Regions from separate parts of the Homo sapiens genome. Here region 1 is linked to region 2. A link is a loop called in an ENCODE intact Hi-C map of the cell type or tissue named here. Cell type or tissue: GM12878. All regions are shown on one strand. Each heading gives the region's core, and the rest is flanking DNA. Links, peaks and the distances in the headings are about the cores only.

The links. Hi-C counts contacts between places; a loop is a spot of excess contacts. Peaks named below come from ENCODE experiments on the same cell type or tissue, not always from the same donor. Only the 100,000 strongest peaks of a DNase experiment are listed, where the experiment ranks them.
Region 1: a loop joins it to region 2, with 4 times the contacts of the local background. A loop is called at or near these places in 4 of 110 quality-filtered maps.

The regions. Positions count from the first base shown.
Region 1 is chr9:29,770,714-29,781,650 of GRCh38, reverse strand. No RefSeq gene overlaps it. Among named protein-coding and RNA genes, the nearest start is that of LINGO2, 560 kb to the right of the region's middle. In GM12878, for the core only: no CTCF peak of the experiment used is centred there; no DNase peak of the experiment used is centred there.
Region 2 is chr9:29,712,743-29,723,679 of GRCh38, reverse strand. No RefSeq gene overlaps it. Among named protein-coding and RNA genes, the nearest start is that of LINGO2, 500 kb to the right of the region's middle. In GM12878, for the core only: no CTCF peak of the experiment used is centred there; a DNase peak (open chromatin) is centred at 5,842.

The DNA.
Region 1 (10,937 bases), core at 1,846-9,845, 58 kb before region 2:
GATAACAGAATCCAGATTTTCTACAACACAAAATTCGCAGTGTGCAAGATACTGTACAAAGCTACTCAATATACAGGGGAAAAAGAAAAGAAAAAACAGGAAGCATGACCTATTTACAAGAGAAAACACACTCAACAGAGACCAACTTCCAGATAAAGCAGATATTAGAGTAGGCTGACAAGGATTTTAAGGCAGCTGCTATAACTATGTTCAATTTCATAAGGTAAAATATGCTTGTGATAAATGAAACTATAGATCATCTCAGCAAAAATTTAAAAATTGAAATTATAGGACTGAAAAAATATCTGAAATTTTAGCTAAATCATAAAACACATAAATCTTAGATCCGTAAAAGTATTAAAAAATGCTGTTTCATCTCAGAAATCTAAAGGTAGTTTATATGATCCTAGGCAAAGTTTACTAACTTAATGACCCTATCTTAAAACTGCATTCTGGAAATAGTAATATAGATGGCATAAAAAATAAGGCAAATATTTACCCAATTCCCCTTTACCCTTAAAGACAATGAATGACAAACTTTCTGTTTCTGCTTATCAATTCAAGTTAAGTTCATGTGACCAATTGCTCAGTTTATCAAATCACTTTTGCTGTAGTAAAATAAAAAAAAAACTCAGGAGATTTTTCCAACAAATTGTTAGTAACTGATTGTCTGTGTTACTGCTCCAGGTAACGGCTCTACTCCTCATGTCTTATTATCTCCCAGCTGAGATTAAAGAATAAAATATTTTTAAAAAGTAAAATGAAAAGTGAGAATGCATGATTGAGGTAGGATGCAGCAGATGTTTGTATGGAAGGGGAAGGAAAAGAACTAGGTAAATGCTAATGATAACAATATAAAATATTCACTGAGTAATCCCACAGGAAAGCATACCACCAAATATATATCACAATATCATGGTCTAAGTGTCAAATGAATACCCATACATGTGGGTTAATAGGAAATTTTTCAGGAAAAAGCTGAGTGTGGGGAGGGAAACTGAGGCAGGGCTTGCATAATGTCCTCTGAAATGTGTCTAGACTTCCTGGCTCCTTGCTTCTAGCCTCCTAGGCTCCTATTCCCATTATCTCAGGTAGCAGAATATGTTTCATATAAATGTTAAACCGTCACAGCTGTAAATCATGTGCTTGATGCAACGTGTCCTTTTGACCTCCACATTCTGCCCACCTGTTTCTTTGTTGGATTACCAATAAATACCATGGGCTCCCAGATCATGGGGCCTTCGCAGCCTCCGTACAATAGCGATGGCCTCTGGTATACCACCTTTTTCTCTGTGTCTTTTTCTCTAATCCTTTGACTCTGCTGGACTTTGTCACGCCCACGACCTACCTGGTGTTGGGTCTGATCACTCTAACATTCCCGGCTGCCCAACTTGGGGCGACAAAGACCCCGGTGAAAGAACGCCAGAGCGTGCGAAAGTGGGGGATGCATTATCAAAGGACACCCGAGGAAGTCTAAAACGAAGCTCGGTGGGAAAGCTGAGCGCTGGGAGGAACCAGGGTAACAATGGGACAAAGTGAAGGCATTCTGCTTACTTAAATTTCGTAAGGCATTTATTATGAAGAGGGGGAGTGAAAGTTAGCACTCAATTTATCACTCACTCTTTAGTGTAGTAAAGTAGTTTTGCCCATGGTTCCCGGAGCAAGGGACTACGGAGTTGGATGAATGGGAGATAATTGGCAGATTTTTAAAAAGTGTATAAAGATAGAACAGAAAGTCCAGTCTTGGTTTGGTCAGTGTGGGTGCTAATAAAAGTAGCTCTTGAGCCATTTCAAACAGATGAGGCAGGTTCAAATGAGGAAAAGGAAGATGAGCGTGGAAAACTAACCTCAGATTCTAAATGTGAGGAACCGAAACCAGAGGAAATTAAAAGGGAAACTGAAAAAAGCATGTTTTACTAGCCCGTTAGCTCTACCTGCTGAACTAAGTGAAAGGCCAACTCCTCTTTCGCCTCTTAATGGGCAAGAAGATGAATTAGCTACAAAACGTACAGCTCCCGTAGCTGCAACATTAAAACCTGGAGCAATTGGTGGTGCTATACAAAATTCTATTCAAAAGGCTAGAGTCCAGGGAGATCTCGAAGCATGGCAATTTCCCATAACTATAATCCAGCAGGGAGGACAGCAAACGTCCTCCCGCTGTGTTTCCAAAATCCACCTACAAAGGAGAAAGATATAGAAGTAGTTTTTTTTAAGTGTACCCTATTCTTTTTAAAAGCCAGGGTAAATTTAAAACCTATAATTGATAATCGAAGGTCTTCTCCGTGACCCTGTAACACTCCAATACTACCTTGTTGTCAGTGTAAACAAGGGCGTAGCCCGAAAGCACTGAGACCACTGACAACCAGTAGCCTTCCTAAGAAAAATCCTTACCCAGTAACCCGCGGATGGCCAAAATGCATTCCATCAGTAGCGGCAACTTCTTTGCTAGCAGAAGAAAGTAGAAAAATAACTTGTAGAGGAAACCTTGTTGTGAGCACACCTCGCCAGTTCAGAACTATCCTAAATTAAAAACAAAAAGGTAGCTTACTAACTCAAAGTATGGGGCTACTCTATTACAAAAAGGCGATTTAACGTGCAGGTTTGTGCACATGTACCCTAGAACTTAAAGTATAATAAAAATACATATATATTAAATCAACTTTTTTTCCTTTTAACATTAACCACTGAAAATTCCCTTAACCCAGCAGGTTTCCTAATGAGGGATTTAAATCTTAATTACCATACAAAGGTCTGACCAGACCTAGGAGAAACTCCCTTCAGGACAGGATGATAGATGGTTCCTCCCAGGTGATTGAGGGGGAAAAAATACAATGGGTATTCAGTAATTGATAGGGAAACTCTTGTAGAAGCAGAGTTAGAAGAATTGCCTAATACTTGGTCTGCTCAAACATGTGAGCTGTTAGCACTCAGCCAAGCCTTAAAGTATTTACAGAATCAAAAAACTCTCTCAATCCTGACTCAAGATGTTACCTACACTCTCTGAAATGAATTTGTGTAAGAACTGTTTATGGGAATGCGTCTTAATGGGGCAGCTGGGTTATGAAATAAGAACCCAGCTCAGCTCTATAATTCACCTCTGAGTGCAAAGGCAATGTTGGGCACGCTGGTAAAGGACCACTAGAATCTAGCAGCCCGGACCCCTTTCTCTGTGGTCAAGAAAGGCGGGAAAACAGGTGCAGGACTGCTACATTGGTGAGCATAACTAATCCGATAAGCAGAGGTCCACGGGTGGTGACACACCCTGGAAAAGAATAAGCATTAGGACCATAGAGGACGCTGTAGAACTAATGCTCATCAGAAAATGACTAGAGGTGCTGGCATCCCTATGTTCTTGTTTCAGATGGGAAATGTTCCCCCCAACCCCAAGGCAAAACCCCCCCTAAGATGTATTCTGGAGAATTCGGTCCAGAGTGCATGAACCTTTTTCCGTCTCAGACTTGAAGCAAATTAAAATAGACCTAGGTAAATTATCAGATAATCCTGATGGCTATACTGATGTTTTACAAGGGTTAGGACAATCCTTTGATCTGACATGGAGAGATACAATGTTACTGCTAGATCAGACAGTAACCTCAAATGAGAGAAGTGCCGCCGTAACTGCATCCTGAGAGTTTGGCGATCTCTGGTATCTCAGGTCAATGATAGGCTGACAACAGAGGAAAGAGAACAATTCCCCACAGGCCAGCAGGCAGTTCCCGGTGTAGACCCTCATTGGGACACAGAATCAGAATATGGAGATTGGTGCAGCGGACATTTGCTAACTTGTGTGCTAGAAGGACTAAGGAAAACTAGGAAAAAGCCTATAAATTAATGATGTCCACTATAACACAGGGAAAGGAAGAAATCCCTACTGCCTTTCTGGAGAGACAAAGGGGGAGGCATTGAAGAAGCATACCTCTCTGTCACCTGACTCTATTGAAGGCCAACTAATCTTGAAGTTTATCACTCAGTCAGCTGCAGACATTAGAAAAAACTTCAAAAGTCCACCTTAGGCCCGGAGCTAAAACTTAGAAACCCTATTGAACTTGGCAACCTCGTGTGTGTGGTTTTTTGTTGTTGTTGTTTGTTTGTTTGTTTTTTGAGATCAGGAGCAGGCAGAACACACTGCTTTAGTCATGACCCTCAGGCAAGCGGACTTTGGAGGCTCTGGAAAAGGGAAAGGCTGGGCAGATCAAATGGCTAATAGGGCTTGCTTCCAGTGCGGTCTACAAGGACACTTTAAAAAAGACTGAATAGAAATAAGCCTCCCCCTCGTCCATGCCCCTTATGTCAAGGGAATCACTGGAAGGCCCACTGCCCCAGGGGATGAAGTTCCTTTGAGTCAGAAGTCACTAACCAGATGACCCAGCAGCAGGACTGAGGGTGTCCGGGGCAAACTCCAGCCCATGCCATCGCCCTCACAGAGCCCCAGGTATGCTTGACCATTGAGGGCCAGGAGGTTAACTATTCCCTAGACACTGGTGCGGGCTTCTCAATCTTACTCTCCTGTCCCAGACAACTGTCCTCCAGATTTGTCACTATCTGAGGGGTCCTAGGACAGGCAGTCACTAGATACTTCTCCCAGCCACTAAGTTGTGACTGGAGAACTTTACTCTTTTCACAAGCCTTTCTAATTATGCCTTGAAAGCCCCACTCCTTTGTTAGGGAAAGACATCCTAGCAAAAGCAGGGGCCATTATACACTTGAATTAGAAGGAAAAAGGGTAAATATATATACAGCTCTAACTATGCTTTGCTAGTCCTCCATGCTCACATAACAATATGGAGAGAAAGGTATTCCCTCGAAAGTTAGGAATTCCCTATCAAAATCAGGAAGCCATTTAGGCCCCCAAATTCTCCTTACCTCTGAGTCTACTTCCTCCGATCCCTGCCCAAAGACAATTTTATGGGAAAGAGGATTTGCTTGTGTCTCCCCAGGTGACAATCAGGTGCCTATGTGGGTGCCCACCAAACATCTGAAGATCTATCATGAGCCACAGCATCTAGTGGTACCACCTGTACAGTGCAAATTGAAGGTTTGAAAAGCCTCAGTTTTCTTTCTCTATGCCTTCTGTTAATCAGAAAAGACCTGTTTCTCATTATTGGTGGACTCCTGGCTATAGCCACAAGTTTTTTTTGCTTCTGTTTTGGTAGATTTACTAACGTGGGCATATGAGGGTATGCTTGTGTTTTTGCAGGAGATGAATGAACTGTGTGGATGCCCTCAAGATGTGTATGACCATGGAACGGGAGACTGGAGGGATCCATGGATCCCAACCATGCACCAGGTTCCCCCAGTATGAGCCATGAGCCAGTTGAATCTGAATGCTAAGATGGAAGGAGGACCAACCAGAGTCAACAATGCTTAATGGATCAATGCTTTCTAACTCAGCTCCTCTCTACCCTGAATACAAGAGACCCTAATAGTTAGGCAGGAGTATCATCGCCCCTATTCAGCATGAAGTTACAGAAGACGGAGCTTCATCCTCCTGCAACCCCTAGGATTAAGGGTCCTCTTGTAAAAGGAAAAGGGGAAATATGTGGGAAGCATTCGAACCAGAGGTGACTCCAGTCTGAATAAGCGCTAAGAAAAATGAAGCTGGATCACCAACTGGCAATTAAGGGCTGCACAGCCTGCAATTGCCTTGTTCAATTAAAAGAGGCCACCTCTTATGCTAGTAATAATGATAGCAATAATACCTTCTCTTTTACTAAAAAGAAAGGGGGGGCATGTTGGGGAAAAAGCTGAGTGTTGGGAGGGAAACTGAGGCAGGGCTTGCATTTGTCCTCTGGAATGTGTCTAGACTTGCTGGCTCCTTGCTTCTAGCCCTTCTAGACTCCTATTCCCATTATCTCAAGTAGCAGAAAACATGTTCCTTATAATGCTAAACCGTCACAGCTGTAAATCATGTGCTTAATGCAACGTGTCCTTTTGACCTCCACATTCTCACCACCTGTTTGTTGGATTACCAATAAATACCATGGGCTCAGAGCTTGTGGCCTTCGCAGCCTCCATATAATAGTGATGGCCCCCTGGTGTGCAACCTTTTTTTTTCTCTCACTGTCTTTTTCTCAATCCTTTGACTCTGCCGGACTTTGTTACCCCCACGACCTGGTGTTGGGTCTCATCACCCCAACAAATTTATAGTTATTCTCTAACTCTTAATATTATGTAATAATTGATAGCACATTTAAATGATTTGCTGATTGTCACACTTGCTCATTATAAACCTTAGGTTATTACAATGATAATGACATTGGAAACCAAAGGAATTGCAATACTGTGTTTATTCTTTGTGCTGAGTTTCAAGAAAACTTGTGTCACAAGGCATGTGGAACATTCTAAAATTCAGCTAGGCAAATGGACCTTTGCCTTCACTATATCTCCAATGACCACCAAGCACTATATAGGGTTGTGATGGATAATGCATTACTTACCTCTCAGATGAGAAGCACGTAAACCTTGGCTTTCTCATAGAGATTATTTTAAAAGCTGTTCTGGGTCACAAGCTGATGAGGGACTCTCAACATAAAAGTAAAGAAACATGTTCCATGCAGTTCTTTAGGAAATTTGCTTCACATTTACAGCATCTAACATTAGGAATTTAAATAACCTATTACATTTTTTACCAAAAGGACCTTTTTCTCTACACTGATCCACTACAGAAATGATTGCCTGTCATTTGCTTTATATATCTTTGAATTTTTACATTTTCTTCCACAAAACTAAGATATAAGCTACTCAAGAGAAAAAAATGTTTTTTGTTATAACCCTATCAGCTCTTAAACAATAGTATTCTCTTCAAAGCTGGTTAAGGTGTATTTGTTTTGAGTGACTGTTTGATATATACTTGCTCTCTAATGCCTACATACTGAGGACCTGCCTCAGGATGAATCTAGGTGTCTACTCACATTTACAGAACATACCAAGAGCCAATTGTGTATATTAAGTATAAATTTACACAAAAGTCTTAAAAATAACAAGCCCAAATCTGTTTGCATAAATCAAGCCATAACTTTTATAAAGGTTATAACATTTACGTTTCTACTGAAATATGTGCCAAGTTACAGCTTAGATATTTTTACTATACATTTAAAAAATAAACTTTCCGCCATCCATTAGCAGACTTGAACAATAAAAAGTGGAGATCATATGAAACTCTGTTGATATGGTCTTTCCTCCCTTTTGGCAAAGAACGATTAATCAAAAAGTGAGGTCTATACTCATCCTTGACAATGATTGAGCTTGTGAGAACTTCGAATAGAGGAATAAAGTTAAAAGTTACACTTTTGATATCAAAGGTCATGCAGCTTTAGCCTGCTTCTCTTGAGATTCTTGCCCTCGGTGAATACAGCTGCTATGCAAGAAGTTTGATTGCTTTGAGACAGAACTGGTAAAAACACCTTGTACTGGTCTTCTTATCAGCATTACCCAGTGAATGCCTAAGCAAGAGCCAGCCTTAGCTGTGAGCTATATGTGAGGGAATTATCTTGAGCATTCCATCCAGACAAGCCTTCAGATGACTGCAGTCCTATCCAACATCTGAACACAACTACGGAAAAGATACCAAGTAATCTGCAACCCTCCTGAAGTCCTGACTCATGAAATGATGTCCCTAATGTTATTTTATGTCTCTACATTTTGGGATATTACTTTATGCTGCAATATATAATCTCCAGAGCTTTCCACCATGCTTGGATATAACCTTTACTTTCACTTTGGTTATGTACCAGCTGTACTCTCCAATTTACATATGAGGAAGCTGAGACACAAAGAGGTAAATTTACTTCCCCAAAGTCTCACAGCTATGATAGTAAAAGGAACCAATGGGGTGAGTCACATAAAATTCTCAGCACAATACTTGACACATAAGTTACATGGTACATTTTAAGCCATTATTATGACTATCATTTTTCAAATTGGAAGCTTGAAGTGGTAGTTGTACATCAGGCTGCAATTTAGAGAGTGCTTTGCAGGGGAGAAAAAGTGGAAAACCTTGTACCTCCCTTGAATTATTAAAATAACTAGAGGATGTTCCCCTGCTATTTGCAGTACTTTGAAGAAAAATTTGGAAATGCCTTGCCTCTTCCTTGAAGTAATGAAATAATCAGATGAGAGTGATTCAGGTCATGTGCTCTTGTCTGGGCTTTGTCATTTACTTGGGAAAGTCCCGGGACTTCTCTGCTTCTTGGCTTTTTCATCTATAAAATGAGACAACCAGGTTCCTAGACAATCTGATATCCTTTTTATTTAACATTTTCCAAGATTGTTTTATTTAATAGACACAAATATTCCTTGAATGCAAAACACAGTGATTCCACCTCTTGTCCATCACTGGTGAGATCTCAGAAAATACAAGAGCACTGGACACCTCGAGAATAAACATAGGTAATGGGAAAGGAGTAAAGTGGTGGAGAAACCAATCGATCAAAACACTTTAGCTTCAGCTACTTCTCAATGTTCTCATACCTCTTGGAGCCCAGGTGCAGAACCAAAATTGCTTCAGACTGTGAAGCAATGTTAGTGAATTCTATAGGTGAGAGTTTTAATGAAACTGAGACTACACAGATCACATATACAGGAAATCAGGCCTGCCTTAAGAGGGAAAAATAGTATGCTGTCCAAACCTCTCACTTTACAAGTGAGAGACATGAACTCCATAGAGAATGGGTTTACTAATGATTACCTTGGTAGCAAGGCTGGCAGGAAGACCTAGAATCCAGAAATACGTGGCATTTCATAACTTCAATTTATGGAATTTTGAGGCAGTTCATCAAGTGGTGGCTTGGGGAAAAAGCCATGATAACTGTGAAACTCCTTCTAAAACTTACCAAATAAAGATGGGATCTGGGGGTAATGGGGGAGCAGAGTGTTTGCTCTGCAACATACATTCTTAACAAATCCCCTATTCCTCTCACCTCCAGATGGATTTACACCTCTGTGACATATTTATATTGAAGGGCTGTCAGCATTTTTTTTTTCCCCTAAGGGCCCAGATAGTAAATATCTGTGTCTTTGCGGGCCACATGGTCTCAGTCACCACTACTCAACTCTGCTGTTGTAGCATGAAAGCAGCAATGAACAATTTGTAAGTGAATGGTCATAGCCACATTCCAATGAAACTTTATTTACCAAAATGGACAACAGAGCAGAGTTAACCCACAGGCAATAGTTAGCCTATGTGGAATTTCTTTGTGTATTTGTTATATAGCATATAAATATTCTTGGGCTAGATGTTTGTTAGACACCCATAATTTGTATTGGGTAAGTTACTGGAAAATAGAGCATATATTTTCTGAATCACTTTTGTAAAACCCCAATATGTTTTGAAAAGACACACATTTTAATTGATTTTCTAAAAGTTAAATAAGTACCTGATATAACTTATAATCATCTTGTAGAGTTATCACCCAATTTAGTGGATTTTATTCATTCATTTACACATACACAGAATTTATTCAGCTCCCATGTAATGTGAAATAAAATGACAAATCCATTTCTCAATATACTTATGATCTAATGCATTTTTTTCACATAGAAGAAATAGGGAAATAATACAACTCATTGTGTCCTGATGGAAGAAAGTGTCCACCCACCTGACATCAGGTGACAGAAGGAATAAGGCTTAGTAAAGGAGCTGGCACTTCAGCTACAGTTTGATGATTGAATAGGAGTTTATCAAATGACTAAGGAGGAAAGCATTTTTCAGGCATAGGCATCATCCTATATAAAGGTGCAATGAAGGAAACTTTGATACTATAAATCCTGTAATTCTCAAGACTGATTTGCTCAAACAGACTGACATTTTCCTTGCACCTACTGTTTCAATATCATTTTTCTTGTCATGTCATGCCAAAATTTAGTCTCATCTTAGTTTCACATACAATTCACCTACTCACCAATTTTGGAATTAATTGGAAACTAGCCTGTCAAAAATCCTCTTTTAATACAAATTTAATTCCAGAAATAATCTTGGCTTAAGTTTTTCGGTGGGATAACAATCATTGTATTTGATGTCAGGATTGGTAAATTATTTTCTGCATCTACTTTATCTGATCAGAAAACACATACACACAGCACTGAGTAGTTGAAAGTGTTCTTTCCTCCATATCCTGATAATCTTTGTAATACTGTGTTTTGTCTTATTTCTTAACTCGTTTTATGTCGTGTTTTTTTTTGTTTTTATTTTTTCCTTTGTCTATTTGCGGTCTCTGCTACTGTGTTATAATTTACATAAAATAAATAGTATCCATTTCAAGTCTATAATATGATGAGTCAACATGAAATTACTACTACAGTCAGGACACCAAACATTTCTATCATGCCAAAAGTTTCCTCCTGCCTCTTTGTAGTTCATTACTCCTTTCAACCATGCTGGTCCCAGGCAATCAATAATCTATATTTTGTCCCTGTCACTCAAGATGCTTTCAAGAATTTTATAAACATGGAATTGTACAGTATGTATGCTTTTGCGTCTAAATTATTCCACCTAGGATAATGACTGAGATTCATTTATATCATTGAGTGTATCAGTACTTTATTCATTTGTATTGCTAAACGGTATTCTATCGTATCAGAGGTTTTCGTCAGACAAGGAATGGAAACTAAGTGTCATAGCATATCTTATACCTGATTGCTAGCAGCCATGTGGTTTATTGCCTTGAAAAGTTCTGGACTACCTCTGGACCCAGAGATAAAGAGTTCTGTCTTTGATTAGCAATTTCCATGATAGATAATAAAGCGGGAAGTGGTCGCAAATGTGTTACATATTTGCAAGCTATGGCTTAGGTGCTACTGATTCCGCATGGACTTTCCCTATTGTGTATTTCATATTTTCACTCTTTCTTTGGTAACAAGCAATCCACAATTGCTCAGTTTCCATGTTTTCATGTGGTTACATATTTTATGTGCTAATGACAAGAAAAGGTTAATTGCTA
Region 2 (10,937 bases), core at 1,640-9,639:
AAAATTCAACAGCCCTTCATGCTAAAAACTCTCAATAAATTAGGTATTGATGGGACATATCTCAAAATAATAAGAGCTATTTATGACAAACCCACAGCCAATATCATACTGAATGGACAAAAACTGGAAACGTTCCCTTTGAAAACTGGCACAAGACAGGGATGCCCTCTCTCACCACTCCTATTCAACATAGTGTTGGAAGTTCTGGCTAGGACAATCAGGCAGGAGAAAGAAATAAATGGTATTCAATTAGGAAAAGAGGAAGTCAAATTGTTCATGTTTGCAGATGACATGATCGTATATCCAGAAAACCCCATCATCTCAGCCCAAAATCTCCTTAAGCTGATAAGCAACTTCAGCAAAGTCTCAGGATACAAAATCAATGTACAAAAATCACAAGCATTCTTATACACCAATAACAGACAGAGAGCCAAATCATGAGTGAACTCCCATTCACAATTGCTTCAAAGAGAATAAAATACCTAGGAATCCAACTTACAAGGGATGTGAAGGACCTCTTCAAGGAGAACTACAAACCAATGCTCAATGAAATAAGAGGATACAAACAAATAGAAGAACATTCCATGCTCATGGATAGGAAGAATAAATATCCTGAAAATGATCATACTGCCCAAGGTAATTTATAGATTCAATGCCATCCCCATCAAGCTACCAATGACTTTCTTCACAGAATTGGAAAATACTACTTTAAAGTTCATATGGAATCAAAAAACAGCCTGCATTGCCAAGTCAATCTTAAGCCAAAAGAACAAAGCTGGAGGCATCATGCTACCTGACTTCAAACTATACTACAAGGCTACAGTAACCAAAACAGCATGGTACTGGTACCAAAACAGAGATATAGACCAATGGAACAGAACACAGCCCTCAGAAATAATATCACACATCTTTGTACACACTATCTGATCTTTGAAAAACCTGACAAAAACAAGAAATGGGGAAAAGATTCCCTATTTAACAAATGGTGCTGGGAAAACTGGCTAGCCATATGTAGAAAGCTGAAACTGGATCCCTTCCATATAGCTTATACAAAAATTAATTCAAGATGGATTAAAGACTTAAATGTTAGACCTAAAACCATAAAAACCCTAGAAGAAAACCTAGGCAATACTATTCAGGACATAGGCATGGGCAAGGACTTCATGTCTAAAACACCAAAAGCAATGGCAACAAAAGCCAAAATTGACAAATGGCATCTGATTAAACTAAAGAACTTCTGCACTGCAAAAGAAACTACCATCAGAGTGAACAGGCAACCTACAGAATGGGAGAAAACTTTTGCAATCTATTCATCTGACAAAGGGCTAATATACAGAATCTACAAAGCACTCAAACAAATTTACAAAAAAAAAAAAAAGCCATCAACAAGTGGTCGAAGGTTATGAACAGACACTTCTCAAAAGAAGACATTTATACAGCCAAAAGACACATGAAAAAATGCTCATCATCACTGGCCATCAGAGAAATGCAAATCAAAACTACAATGAGATACCATCTCACACCAGTTAGAATGGCAATCATTAAAAAGTCAGGAAACAGGTGCTGGAGAGGATGTGGAGAAATAGGAACACTTTTACACTGTTGGTGGGACTGTAAACTGGTTCAACCATTGTGGAAGACAGTGTGGCGATTCCTCAGGGATCTAGAACTAGAAATACCATTTGACCCAGCCATCCCATTACTGGGTATATACCCAAAGGATTATAAATCATGCTGCTATAAAGACACATGCACACGTATGTTTATTGTGGCACTATTCACAATAGCAAAGACCCGGAACCAACCAAATGTCCAACAATGATAGACTGGATTAAGAAAATGTGGCACATATACATCATGGAATACTATGCAGCCATAAAAATGGATGAGTTCATGTCCTTTGTAGGAACATGGATGAAGCCGGAAACCATCATTCTCAGCAAACTATCGCAAGGACAAAAAACCAAACATCATATGTTCTCACTTATAGGTGGGAATTGACCAATGAGAACACTTGGACACAGCAAGGGGGACATCACACACCGGGGCCTGTTGTGGGGTCGGGGGGAGCAGGGTGGGATAGCATTAGGAGATATACCTAATGTAAATGAAGAGTTAATGGGTGCAGCATACCAACATGGCACATGTATACATATGTAACAAACCTGCACATTCTGCACATGTACCCTAGAACTTAAAGTATAATAAAAAAAATTGCTTGTCTTATATCTCATCATATTTTTTTTCTCTTTTTCCTTACCACTACCTTCTCTAACTTCCCGGTATTCAGTGTAAGGTAATTACTCTACTGTTTTCTCAGTGTAATACTACTATTCCATCTTTTCTGAATCAGCAGGTCACATGCCTAAAATGTCATTTATTTATTTATTCATCAAAGAACACTGCATCAATCGTTTAGTCAACTACTAGGTATTGAAAGTCTCACTAAATCCCACATTGAGCTAGGAAAAAATGGGGCCAAAAAAGAAAGAAAGGAAATACAAAGAGAAAATCTCCCTATTAAAGTATTTCGACTTACAAAACATGAAATCTATGCCTGTCAGAATATATGACTTTAAAATTTCATGTGAATTTTTGAAAGCTTTTGCCTTATCAACTTTTGCTCATTATAAAAATTGTGGGTTTTAAAAAATATTTGTTCTTGACAATATTGCTTCTAAATGGTCCTGTCTTCCTACAATGAATATTTGCCCATCTTACGTAATAAAAAGGAAAATAAGCTTAAAAAGCTAAAAGAAAGGTAAACCAGAAAGACAGTAATATTTGATTTTTTTTAAAATAAGGAAAAATTAGGGTAATTTGTGTTGTTAACAATTCTCCTTCTCTGTATAGATATCTAATCATGTTATTTGTTTCCAAAATGTGGCTGATAGTAGATACTATTATAGGTTGTTCTTAGGCTTACAAATGTCTAAAAATTGTTTTAGCAGTATGCCAAACAAAACTTTAAGTGATATATACTATTTCAAAACAATATTTGAAAACGTGTTTCAAACGTTGCTTTCATAAAAGTTTTCTTATAGATAAAAATTATCTTAAAGAGGATGCATCTCCTAAATTTCTAATACACATAAAATAGTTTAAATTTCTTTTTCTACTTTTTTGTTCCCTTGGTCTTTATTTTCTATTTTATTAAGAAAAAAGTCATTGCATTAAGACATCAACCCCAAAAGAAATAATTAGAAATGTTAATCACAAATAACAGATGTTGCTTTCCTTGTGCGTAAGGCTTAAATTACCAAATGATTTGTTAATGCACAAAAAAATTTTCTATTGTGTTTTTGTTTATTCATGTATTAACTGTGTATATATTTCTCTTCTGACATCATCACCTATTTCTCCTGAACACATCTGAAATTATTGGTCTCTGAACTTGTGTAAAGGAAGTATTTCTGCCATTAATTTTTGTACAAGAAAAGGTATTTTTTTATTTTTGAAAATAATGCTGCCTTGAAAAATATATATAGATATGCTTACAGGTTTTTGAAATGGCCTTGCAGTTTATATAACACATACACATACAAGATTAAAAATCTCGTAAGATAAATGGGTTTGCTGGCAACATAAAAATATACTCAAGACACGCCAAATGCATTTATGTAGGAAATAGTTGTTACAACTGTACCCATCTCAGCAATATCCTCTTTGCTGAGGTAGAAAATACCAGAGGCTAGCATACCTCATCTCAATACCCACTGACTGGTACAAGGGTATCAATCATTTTTAAAAAGTGATTTTTCTTTAAAAATATTCTACCACATAGAAACCAAAAAAGGGCAGAAGAAAAAAGAAAACAGGCTCAGAAGTCAAAGTTTGTATAACTTTACTTTTATCTGCAATTTAAGGTAACCGCTACCTCCTCTAACTTCCCAGTATTCAGTGTAAGATAATTTTTCTACTGTTCTCTCTCATAGTGCATAGTATTCTATCCAATTTTTATTAACTGATCATTTCGATTGAAATACTAAGCTGAAATGAATAACTGATTAACAAAATATCCAGTTTTTTAGTGCATATAAATGTCTTTTAATTTTTACTACCTAAAACGACAACCTCAGACTCTAACCTACGTTCTGCTAATCAGCCACTGTGGATGCCCTCTACGAAAAAGGGTAAATTATCTGATCACCACATGTAAGCAGTGGTAAGGGTCAGGGAGTGTCCAGTTGAGAAACGAAAAGAGAAATATTGTTCATACCTAAGGCCTATGCTTCACCTCTGTAAATGAGCTAATGATTATTTTTTACTGGAAATTATTTTACAACAATATTCCTTACACCCTTTCACTTGTGGTAACTCAGAGTTTCAAGGATTTTAAAATGTTACTTTTGTTTCTTAATGACTAGTCATTGATTTAGGAAGTTGTCCTAGAGTACCAAGCCTGGTAAGTTTTTATGAATTTGGAATTAATTTATACATTATCACATTACCAAAGGGGAAAATAGCCTTCGATATGAGTGTTTCAAATGTGTTTTCATCTTTTCATAGGAATATTAGAAGAATACGCTTCTCACTTTATAAAGTAGAGTGCCTAATGTACTCCCAATATAAAATGAAGAATGGATAGAAGAAAAGTATCAAAACAGAGAATAGAGTTCAGCTCACATAATCTTAAGAATGTCAGTGAACCAAGCTGTTTATTTGTGGTAAATCATGTGAAGCAAAGTCTGGGACCTGGTATTGTCCTGGGAATATGTTTGAGCCCAACTGACTAGAGGTTCAACTGAACAAAAATGACCATCCTCTCCCATCAGGAGTTAGATGAATGACGATCTTCAGATGTCCAAGAAACAGCAAGTGAACCTTAAAGCCATCCTTGGAGGGTTCTAGCGCAGATATAAACAGAGGTTCAGGGGCATTGTTCTGAATCTAGGGGAGGAAAAGAGGTTCAGATAAGAAGGAGATTTTGGTGGTACACAGGCCACTCAAATAGCAGCTTAGTTCTGACTGTAAATTGGGACACACTGAGGGACCTGGAGCTCAAGAGTTCATAGGACGTCAGACCTCAAACTTTTCAGAGAATCTACATTAGTAAGGTCTAGCTAGTAAAAAAGACATTAGACTGGAAACCATAGTTGAAATCTAATTTTAAGTACTACACATGTGGGTGTGGCCAAAAGTAAGGAATGCAACTAGGAAATTTGGATCAGGGAACGGCCTAAGAACCAGCAGCTACCCTTCCCCATTGCACCACCCCCGTTCTATGTTGGAATAAGTTAACAGTGCTGTCAGGTTTTGGGGTGGCTGAACCTGACTTTGTTTCTGCTTTTGTGAGTCCTATTTGGCCTGGGAAATGGAATGATACTGACCCTGCAGGGAAAGAGATCAGGAATTGAATGTGAACATCTTGGGGTGGCTGAGTCAGGAGCTATGAGTCTGGAAAAGGTTTATTCAGTGCAAGGACATTTTCAGAAACGTATAGACCTGTATGGCTCTGTTTCTACTTACTACACATGTAAATATAGCACATGTAGTTCTGTGTGTGTGTGTGTGTGTGTGTGTGTGTGTGTGTTTGTGTGTGAAGTTCCAATTAATTAGTTCAGGTTATGTAATATTTTATGAATGTTTAATCATATACTCTTTAAACTTCTCAGTTTTGTTTTCTTAGTTCTGCATTTTGAAGTAAATACTTTCTTATTTTTTCAATTATTTTGTAGGCCTGTGAAATCTTAAAGGACTACACACTATACTGAAAATGCCTAGTGGAAAAAAGACGCCATGACTAACTGATTAAGAATCCACAGCAGAGACACTTTTCAAAAGAAGACATACAAGTGGCCAAGAAATAAATGAAAAGATGTTCAACATCACTAATCATCAGAGAAATGCAAATCAAGGCCACAATGTGAAACCATCTTATAGCAGTCAGAATGGTTATTATTAGAAAGTCAAAAAAACAGATGCTGGCAAGGATGTGGAGAAAAGGGAGGGTTAATACACGATTGGTGGTAATGTAAATTAGTTCTGACACTATGCAGAGCAGTTTTGATTCCTCAAAAAACAAAAATGGATCTACCATTCAACCCAGTAATCCCATTCCTGGGTATATAACAAAAAGAAAATAAATTGTTCTACCAAAAAAAGACACATGCACTCGTATGGTCATTGTAGCACTATTCACAATAGCAAAGACATAGAATCAACGCAGGTGCCCATCAAAAGTGGGTTAGATAAAGAAAATGCAGTACATATACATCATAGGATACTATGCAGTCATGAAAAAAAATGAAATCATGTCTTTTGCAGCAACATGGATGGAGGCCATTATCGTAAGTTAATTAATGCAGGAAGAGAAAACCAAATACCACATGTTCACACTTACAAGTGAGAGCTAAACATCGGGTACTCATGGATGTAAAGATGGCAACAATAGACATGGGGGACTATCAGAGAAGGAGGGATGGAGTGGAGCAAGGGCTGAAGAACGAAGTATTGGATATTCCTCACTACATGCGTGATGAAATCATTCCTATTCCAAATCTCAGCATTAGGAATCATTCCTATTCCAAATCTCAGCATTAGGAAATACACCCATGTAAGAAACCTACACATGAAATCCCAAAGTCTACCCCTTGAATCTGAAATAAGAATAAAGAGTAAAAAAAAAAAAATTAACAGCACCATAGTACCTTGTACATGTGAATCTACTTCCCTTTCCATCTTTTACTTACAACAATCCTTTGATATAAATTTCCTTGTGTATTCAACTCCATTTTCTATAGTTGATGAAATTTCTCACAGATTATGGCAATAAATGGCTTACATATCTAGTTTTTAAAGTTTTGCTGTGTGTTTCACACTTTTTGTTTGTAGCTGCACTGACATTTTCATGGGAAGTTGGAAGAGGATTGTAATGACTTGCTGGCCCAATGTTTTCTTAATAATTCCTCTTGCTTATTAATTTCAATTTCTAAAAAGGACAGTAAGCCAAACTAATAATATTGTAGTGTTTCCCAGCTTATTGCTTTTTTAATTCCTTTTAAGCTTGTTTGCAGAATCCCGAAACAAGGACTAGAGAGAGCTAGAGAAGTTGTAGATTGTAGTGCTTAAAAACCTGATGCTGGATCCCGGGAATGGTGGCTCATGCCTGTAATCCCAGCACTTTGGGAGGCCGAGGCAGTTGGATCACTTGAAGTCAGGAGTTCGAGACCAGCCTGGCCAACATGGTGAAACCCCTTCTCTACTAAAAATACAAAAATTAGCCAGGCATGGTGGCACATGCCTGTAATCTCAGCTACTCAGGAGGCCGAGGCAGGAGAATCTCTTGAACCCCAGTGGGGTGGAGGTTGCAGTGAGCAGAGATCATACCACTTCACTCCAGCATGGGCAAAAGAGTGAAACTCTGTCTCAAAACAAACAAACAAAAACAACTTGATGCTGGAATCAAGCTGTCTGGATTCAAATCTCAGCTTGGTTCTTTACTAGATCTTCAATAGTGGAGAACTTGGGTATGTTTATTAGGTTTTCTGACCCTTAGTTTCTTCATCTATCAAATCACATCATTGAGGGTGTAACATATAGCAATTTAGGGGAAGATTTAGAGCAGCACCTGGTATCATACAGTAACACGACTAACACTATAGGGCTATTATCATTCTTGTCTTTGAAGACCAAGAATATAATCTTATACCAATTTTTTAAAAATCTGCATTCAGTATTTTTATTACACTTTGATTATACTTGTGGCAACAGAAGCGAAAGGTATATGTCTTTCTTGGTAAGTTTTTAAATTATACTGATAATTCTAAAAATGTATAAATAATGTTTTATTAGTATAGCAAGGTATTAACTTTATCAGTGGGCGATAAAGCAGTTATGAATCTAGTGGCTCGATAGAGTTAAATCAAAACTATGCTCATGACCAATCAAGATACCATGTGCTTTACTTAAAAAATAATGAAATATTAATATCAGAGCTAAATATATAATTGTTAGCGGCTTTGCTGTCAGTTTACTAAAGCTCATCTCCAATGTGTTCAGACATAAATTTATAATTATTAAACCTAACTGGTGCTGCATAGTTTGAAAGCAAAACAAGTGGCTCTGTTCGATTTTTTGTGTGTGTGATTTTTCTTCTTTTTATTTATTTTACATATATTTATCATTACATATTTTTATCATGTTTGACATTTTTCCTTTATGCCTGAACTTTACTGCCCTTGATGGCATTGGGCCAGAAAGATGAAATATACAGAACAAGATCTCTAAAACACTGATGCTACAAGATTAAACGTGTTGTTTCTGAGGTCTAGCAGACGCTGGGAGGAAAGAAAATAGAATCCTTGTTGTCTCACCATTGATAGAAAACTGAAACCATTGGTATGGAGAATGAAATCCCTAAGTCTACAGACTTCTACCCATATCTTATTTATAACAATGCATCTACATTAGGCAAAGCCTGTCTCATTTTTTATGACTTAATTGCTTTCCTCTCTTTGCATTTATAACACCAATCTACTTTCTGTCTTTCAACATACATCCCAGAGAAAGGAAACAGAAAATAAAGCACATTATTCAGTAGGATTTCATTGTGCACTGAGGGTAAAAAGCAGGCATGTATAAATGGAAATGCATTTGAAAGCCTTCCCCACTGAAATCTGGCAGGAGGTAAAGCACTTCATTAGGATTTGTAACATCACTGGTGAACTGCTTCACACAAAGTGCTACATTTGCAAATAAGGCACAAAATTGACTGTCAAGGAGAGGTAAGACTATAGCAGATTCCAATCCGTTTTGCACAAAGTGCTCTGTGGAAATACAGTACGTTTGCAACTCTAAGATTTAGATTTCATAAACTGTTGGTAGAGATTCACCATTGGATCTTCATAAGGTCCTGAAATAGGCCTCTTAACAACAACATCATGTGAAGGGCACAGCTGAATCCGGGAAGTCAATGGGCATTTTATTGATATGCTCCAAAAATTAATGTAAAAGAGTAATCCACATTCACTAAATTTTAAATGGAGACAGTGCAGTGAAACATCCTAATATTGTGATTATCATAATAGATGTTACATAGCAAATTGTATGGTTAAATATATTAAAGTAGCATTTCAAAATTCAGTTTCAGACACATAAAAATAAAGCCTCAGATCTTCTGTTTATATTAATTTCCATTATGGGCAAACTTATTAGCATGTAATAGGTATGTTTGCTTGCTAATTTACAGACACATAACTTGTAAGCACCTTTTGAAACAGATCCCACTGTTCAGTATTTATGTTTGTTTACTATTCCCTTCTTCTAGAACACTATTCTTCCTCCTCTTTTATATTTTGTTCTGGTAAATGTCTAAAACCTTTAGGAATGAACCTGTTATCTATAAATATAAATTATATTTATAATTAAATGATCATTACATTTATAATGATAAATATAATTTATGTAATTTGATATTCATTATCCAAAAAAAAATTTAATTCTTCACTGTGTCCAGGGTGAAACAAATGTTGTTTGCATATACCTCATTTCCCCTCTCCGCAAAGAGAAGTATATGAGTTGATGTGTTTCCTTTTGACCTTGGATTTGAAGAAACTTAAATTTAATTACTATGCTTACATGTAGTATGAATCTCATAATCTTGTATGAGATTCTTTGCATTTCTAATTCTCCTTTTCTGAAGTGTTTGGATCTTCATTTTTACCTGGGTTTCAACTATGCTGTCAAAGTATGAGCTCCTCAAGGGCAGAAAAGTTGTTTGATTCTTCCATATCCCAAATTGCTATAATGTCTGTAGCACAGATGTATTATATTTTATGTGTGTAAATGATAAATATAGTCTTTCTTAGAAAAAGGTATAGCTATATTTGTAAAAATGCATGAAATTAAAAGGGTTATAATTAAAATGGCTTGGAGAAAATTATTTGTTATTTCTAGGTGGTATTTCACCACAGGCCTAGTTCTAGGTTGTTGTCCTATGATTTTGAAATGTCCCCGCAGGCAAGAATCACTTTGGATACTTGTCAAACATACAGATTCTACGGAATCAGTCTATGTAACAGAGAGGTTTGGTAATGTTAAATTTAATCCATACCCAAGATGATTCTTATCAGGAAAGTTAGAAGCAACTTTGAATAGTGCTTACAGAGAAATATTGAAATATGCAATGAAAGAAGAATTTGATGTGAATGCAACCAGGAATTGAGGAAGAAATAAAAGTGATTATGAGAAGCAGCTGGGAGCTGCTGCCTGGAGCAGTAGCAATCATCATATTTCTGGGAGTTTTCATTATAAGGAGAAGCTGACAGACCTCTTGAAATCCTCTATTGAGCAGTTCTACTAGAAGCAGATGGAGTGTCAACCTGGGAGCACCATGAAAGTCCCTTTTCCTTTTTGTATCCGGGTGAGTCACTACTAAAACGTACTGTGGGAATGAATAAAATCGGAGCAGAATAAAAGGTGATTGGGAAAGTAGAAACTACAGGTCTTTCAATATTCACCTTCCTGAAAAGAGAATAATCATAATTCCACCAGAATATCTGGAACATGAGAAACCAGACACTTAACAAGTGCATAACTCAAGGCTGAGAGTATTCATAAAAGTAGTTGTATTAAACTAAAAACACTTAAGAGGGCTAAATATAAAAAAACTCAACTGAATTTAGACCCAAATTTTTGTGATGGGAAATGCAGTTTAAAACCCAGGATCAAAGTAGAAGTGAGCGTAATTTGACAAAATCTTAACACACTGAGGGAAGGGCAACAGCTTCACTTAGACGGCTTAGGAAAGCAAGAGTGGCATTACCGACGAGGCTTACCATTGACCTTGTCACACCTGGGAAGAATTCTGTGCCTTAATAATTTCCTTAAATGATTTTCCTTCATCACACCAACCTCAAACTTGTGTGGCAGAAAATGTTCTGAACTGTGCATTCTCTTCATCCATGTCATCTTAAAAAATTTCCTCCGGCTTTAAT